2 separate regions of the Homo sapiens genome follow, and region 1 is linked to region 2. Evidence: read pairs that join two places in POLR2A ChIA-PET (ENCODE). Cell type or tissue: GM12878. All regions are shown on one strand. Each heading gives the region's core, and the rest is flanking DNA. Links, peaks and the distances in the headings are about the cores only.

Region 1 (2,915 bases), core at 315-2,814, 160 kb before region 2:
CAGATACTTGATCCTGGGCTCTGCTTCCGGCCCAGCTTTTTGGAAGGCTTTGGGGACTGGAGGTTTTTTTAAACAGAACCAAATATAAGGAAATAACTCTGTCTGTGAAAAGGCTAAATCACTCTGTGTAAATAAAACTGGGGAATTTCTGGAGTGAAAAATAATTGCCAGAGGCTAATTAACAGCCTAAAATTAGTCCAATTAGACCACAGAAGCAAGGCTCCTCTAGGTCTCTGGGTCTGCCATTTCAAGGAAGCTCCACTCCTTCACCTCCCTGTCACCTTCCAGATCCTTTCTTAAAGAAAACCAGTTCTGGGGTCCTGGAGTTGGAGCCCCTCAGGGCTGAGCTAAAAGGCAGGAAAAAAGAAGTGATGGTGCGAATAGACAGAGCACCAGGCAGTCCCTGGACCCTGAAGACCACCCTGACAACTACCATTCCCGTCATTTCCAGTTTGTCTTTTTTTTTTTTTTTTTTTTTTTTTTTTGAGATGGAGTCTCTCTCTGTTGCCCAGGCTGCAGTGCAGTGGTGAGATCTCAGCTCACTGCAACCTCCGCCTCCTGGGTTCATGCGATTCTCATGCCTCAGCCTCCCGAGTAGCTGGGATTACAGGCACCTGCCACCATGCCTGGCTAATTTTTGTAGTTTTAGTAGAGATGGGGTTTCACCATGTTGGCCAGGCTGATCTCAAACTCCCAACCTCAGGTGATTGTCCCGCCTCAGCCTCCCAAAGTGCTGGGAGTATAGGTGTGAGCCACCGCACCTGGCCAAGTTTGTCTTTTTATGACAAGACAAAAGTTTTGGGATTCAAATCCCAGCCCTGCCATGCTCTAGATCTATAGTCCTGGGAATATCACTTAGCATTTATGAACCCTAGGCCCCTCATCTGTGAAAAAAAAAACAAAAAACAAGCAAACAAACAAAACACAGTGTCTGCCTGTAGTGGCCATCCAATATTTTTCCTTACCCAGTATCCATCCCCCCACCCTTTTTTTTTTTTTTTTTTTTTTTTTTTTTTTTTTTTTGGTTTTTTGGGTTTTTTGAGGTTGTTTTTTTTTTTAAACGGAGTCTCACTCTGTCATCCAGGCTGGAGTGCAGTGGCATGATCTCAGCTCACTGCAACCTCCACCCCTCGGGTTCAAGCAATTCTCCTGCCTCAGCCTCCTGAGTAGCTAGGACTACAGATGCCTGCCACCACGCCTGGCTAATTTTTTTGTATTTTTAGTAGAGACAGGATTTCATCATATTGGTCAGGCTGGTCTCGAACTCCTGACCTCAGGTGATCTACCCGCCTTGGTCTCCCAAAGTGCTGGGATTACAGGTGTGTGCCACCGTGCCCGGCCATCCTTTTACTTATAATAGCACCCTGTTTATATTTGGTGCAACAGCTCCTCACCCACTCTTGGCCTACATGGCTCTGGTGATACAAAATCAACACCATCCCCTAACCCATAGTTAGACAGGTTGTCACATGACCACGATCTGGCCAATTGGTATCTTCTATCCTGGCCCCAGGGTGAAATGTTCAGTTATGAGTCAGACACCCCACTGGGATCACTGAGACTCAGTCCTGAGACTTATCGGCACAAGCTCCTCTCTGTCTTCTAAACTCGAAGCTGAAAATGATGTGGACCCAGTGTTGCTGCGGTCACCACACACAGAGAGGCTGCCTGAGAACGAGGCTGAGATGAGAGAGAAGAGTACCAAATACTGACGGCACACTGGGATAGCGCCAGGGACTGGTCCATGATAGAAGGGAGTAAGTTCCACTTTTTATGTAAGCCAATTTGAGGTGGGTTTTTTATCATCTGAAAACCTTTCATTATGATTTCAGTGGACTCTGAAATCATGACGCCTGAGTTTAAATTGTGGCCCCATGCTTATTAACAGTGGCACTTTGAGTAGATTACTTAATATCTCAATGACTCAGCTTCCTCATCTAATAAATGGATAATAATAGTGCCAACTTCATAAAGCTGTTGTGAGAATTAAATGAGTGAATATGCATAAAGCACTTACAATAATGCCTGGCACATAGAAAATGTAGAAAATGTGTATTGGTGTTAGCTATATATATATATATTTTTTTTTTTTGAGATTGAGTCTTGCTCTGTCATCCAGGCTGGAGTGCAATGGCGCCATCTCGGCTCACTGCAACCTCCACCGACCTCCCAGGTTCAAGCGCTTCTCCTGCCTCAGCCTCCGCAGTAGCTGGGATTACAGGCGCCCACCACCATGCCCAGCTAATTTCTGTATTATCAGTAGAGATGGTTTCACCAGGTTGACCAGGCCGGTCTCGAACTCCTGACCTCAGGTGATCTACCAGCCTCAGCCTCCCAAAGTGCTGGGATTACAGGCATGAGCCACCGCACCCGGCCCGAAGCAGGATTTTAAGCAAGGAGGTGACATCTGACTTTTGTTTCTAAAGATCACTCCAGTTTTTGTGTTGGAAGTAGACTGTGGAGCAAGGGTAGAAACGGGAAGACAAGTCAGGAAGCCCTTGCAGTATCCAGGAGAAAGATAATGCATATCTCAGCATGTTGGCTTTATTCTCTCACACCATCTTTCTCCTGATAAAGGAACTATGTCTGCTGGTGGCTTCTAGGCTCACATCCTCACAGCTTATGACCAGAGGGCAACGGGCTTCTTCTGTTTAATTCAAATTTTGAAAATAAGTAAAGTCCAGTGGAGGGTATGTACCCACTGTGCATTCCACTTGCCATACGCAGCTGGCACTCCTTGAATGCATTTTGGAAAACAAATAAGTAGCACATAAACATGAAGACTTCTACCAGGTTAATTGTGTGAGATGGATTGTAGTGCATCGTTTACAGCCTCTTGCTCATTCTACTTTATGACCAATGGCTATATGTGCAAACTTGACTAGATAAATGTCATAGGGGTGGCCAATGACCAT
Region 2 (2,915 bases), core at 214-2,713:
AAATTTGGGGTTCTTTACCTATTTCAAGTAGCCTCTCTTTGTTTCACAGTTTATCTTTTTTTATTGTGGTAAAAAACACATAACATAGCGTATATCATCTTAACCATTTGTAAGTGAACAGTACAGTAGTGTTAACTATATCCAAGTTTGTATAATAGATCTCTAGAACGTTTTCATCATCCAAAACTGAAACTCTTTCCCAATTAAACAACTCACTCCCCTCCCCAGCCCCCCGCCTCTGGCAACCACTGTTCTCCTTTTTGTTTCTAGGACTTTGACTAGTCACATTTAGATAGCTGGTGTAAGCGGAACAAATCATGCAGTATTTCTTTTTGTGACTGACGTTTCACTTAGCACAATATCCTCAAGATTCATCCATGTTATAGCATATGACAATGTTTCCTTCTTTGTTAAGGCGGAATAATTCCATTGTATGTATGGACCACAGGTGTTAAGGTTAATTCGCTATATGCGAACACACAAGAAAAAGTTAACACAAGAGCTTCCATATATGCCAGCAACTCACTGCTGGGTGTGCGGCAGTTTTCAGGGGATGGCATATCCAGGATGCTTTCAGTGACTGTGACTTTCCTGGAGAATGAAACTGTGTGAAGTTAGTCCTGAGAAGTGGCTGAAGCACACCAGTGAGTGAAATGAGCAGAGAGTTGTTCCTTTTGACCAACATTAAGTCGAGGGCCCTTCCACCTGTCAGTAAAGCTCTCTGGTGGAAGAAGTTGGCAGTAGCCACTTGGTTGTCCTGTCTTGAGCAGTGGTCTTTTGGTCTTTGTTTTTTTTTTTTTTGTTTTTTTTTTGTTTTTTTTTGTTTTTTTTTTTTTTGAGATGGAGTCTCGCTCTGTCGCCCAGGTTGGAGTGCAGTGACGCGACCTTGGCTCACTGCAACCTCCGCCTCCGGGGTTCTAGCGATTCTCCTGCCCCAGGCTCCCGAGTAGCTGGGACTACAGGCACACAGAACCACACCAGGCTGAGTTTTGTACTTTTAGTAGAGACGGAGTTTCACCATGTTTGCCAGGCTGGTCTTAAACTCCTGACCTCAGGTAATCCACCCTCCTTGGCCTCCCAAAGTGCTGGGATTACAGGCATGAGCCACCGCACCTGGCCCAATTTTTTGCATTTTTGGTAGAGACGGGGCTTCACCGTGTTAGGCAGGATGGTCTGGATCTCCTGACCTCATGATCCACCCGCCTCAGCCTCCCACAGTGCTGGGATTACAAGCGTGAGTCACTGCGCCCAGCCAGCAGTGGTCTTTAACCACCACAGACTGCATGACTTAAAGCTTGGTTGGGCTCCCTGCTGCAAACATGTTGGTGATGGCCAGGAAAGCCCAACTTCAGCAGCTTAGCCACGCAGGGTTTCAGTTATCTGTGAAAATCATGAGTCTTGAAAAAAAATGCCTTCTAGTGCCTCCACAAGCTAGTTGGCTTTGGGAGGTGGAGATAGCTCTAGTATTTCCTGGAGTTCTTTCTGAATCAAGTACTTCAAACTACACTACTCCCTTATAAATGAAAAAATATTTTAAGACTAACGTGTTAAAACTGAGGAAGCTTGGTAGCTAGTTGGCCTTTACATTATCCTTGCTGCCTAGTTCTTTTATGTCAGGAAAGTAACATGGGAAATATGTGTACTGAGTGGATGGCTCTGTCTTGTTATAACTCGGAAGGAAATTGCGCTTGTAGGACAAATCCTGTCCCTCTGTGTAGTCAACTAGTCAAGAATCCATTGCATCATGACTATATCCTATGAGCCTGACACTTGACTTAATTGCTCACCAACAGTCATTGTGACCCTAAAAGGAAAGAATTTCCCCAGTAACACTTAAGTTGGGATTTGTAAAATAACATCAGTACGGATCCTTTTAGAGCCATTCAAGATTCAGTGGTGCCACATTCTGAGGATCCCCAAAATGAAGCCTAAATCAGAAGTTTAAGAAGAATTCCTCCTCCTTACCTTTTCTCCCTCACCCCACCCCCAGATAGGAAAGCCCTTGGCCAAAACCCAGCAAGAGCTGAGAGGAACTGGCCTTTCTGGCAGTGGGGAAAGAGGCTTCTTGTCAAGGAGACTGTCAGTAAGCAGTTGAAACATTTGGGAATATTTTTCCACGTTGATTGGGCTTTCGTGGGCTGGATTGGGAACCCAGTTGCCCACCATTTTATGTTTTTTCTGTAGGGAAGATACATTCCAATTTCAAACAACTGACTTACGTTTGGACCAGAAATTATTTGTCACATTGAAGCAACTTAAACCTAAGTTGCAACTTGATGTGCACTGAGCTGCTTTAGCAGAGGTCTATAAGAAATGTCTTTCCCTATTTTTAAGCTAAATAATTGCTTTGTTACCTTTTCCTAACATTTTCTCCTTTTCACTCTGAATGTAGTAAAGATTGGGGCTGGGGAGTTCATGTTGAGTCAACTGATAAGGCAGATAGAATCAACTGTTTGGGAGAAAAAGGGTAGATCTCTCTTCTCTTCTTGGCCTGCATTTGTTCCATAAATATGTCATGGGGTTTTTCTTCCATGTGGCTAAAGAGAATCTCACATTTGTGGATGCGTAAACCCAGCTAGATGACCAGGTTGTACCTTTTATTTTCCCCCAGAGGATCTTATTAAACTTATTAAAACTCAATTTTCATCATTTTCTTGCTTTTTCAAAATACTTGGATAAACCAGTTTCACTCCTGGAAACTTCATAATTGTGTCATAACACTGGCACTGAGAGAACATATCTGTTAGTCTGTCATGGTTTCAGGTCTTTGTGGTTTCAAGTTTTTTCTCTACTCAAAGTATACTCTCAGTTGCATTTTACTGCTGAAAGTTTTCTGATCTGCTTTTGTAGGGTATTTTAGTGGCTTAAGTTTGCTAAGCCCTCTGCCACAACTACAGGACTTTAAGGCCATTTTT

What was found. ChIA-PET counts read pairs that join two places held together with the same protein. Peaks named below come from ENCODE experiments on the same cell type or tissue, not always from the same donor. Only the 100,000 strongest peaks of a DNase experiment are listed, where the experiment ranks them.
Region 1: POLR2A ChIA-PET joins it to region 2 with 11 read pairs; 3 of 35 experiments call an interaction of 5 or more read pairs at or near these places.

Annotation. Positions count from the first base shown.
Region 1 is chr2:65,515,640-65,518,554 of GRCh38, reverse strand. The region is part of intron 1 of LOC105374781 (a long non-coding RNA gene); the gene reads left to right. Among named protein-coding and RNA genes, the nearest start is that of SPRED2, 84 kb to the right of the region's middle. In GM12878, for the core only: no CTCF peak of the experiment used is centred there; a DNase peak (open chromatin) is centred at 1,584.
Region 2 is chr2:65,357,987-65,360,901 of GRCh38, reverse strand. All of the region lies in intron 1 of SPRED2 (sprouty related EVH1 domain containing 2), which reads left to right. Among named protein-coding and RNA genes, the nearest start is that of SPRED2, 73 kb to the left of the region's middle. RefSeq lists enhancers at 2,693-2,842, 2,875-2,915. In GM12878, for the core only: no CTCF peak of the experiment used is centred there; a DNase peak (open chromatin) is centred at 1,331; H3K4me3 peaks cover 371 bases; H3K27ac peaks cover 1,263 bases.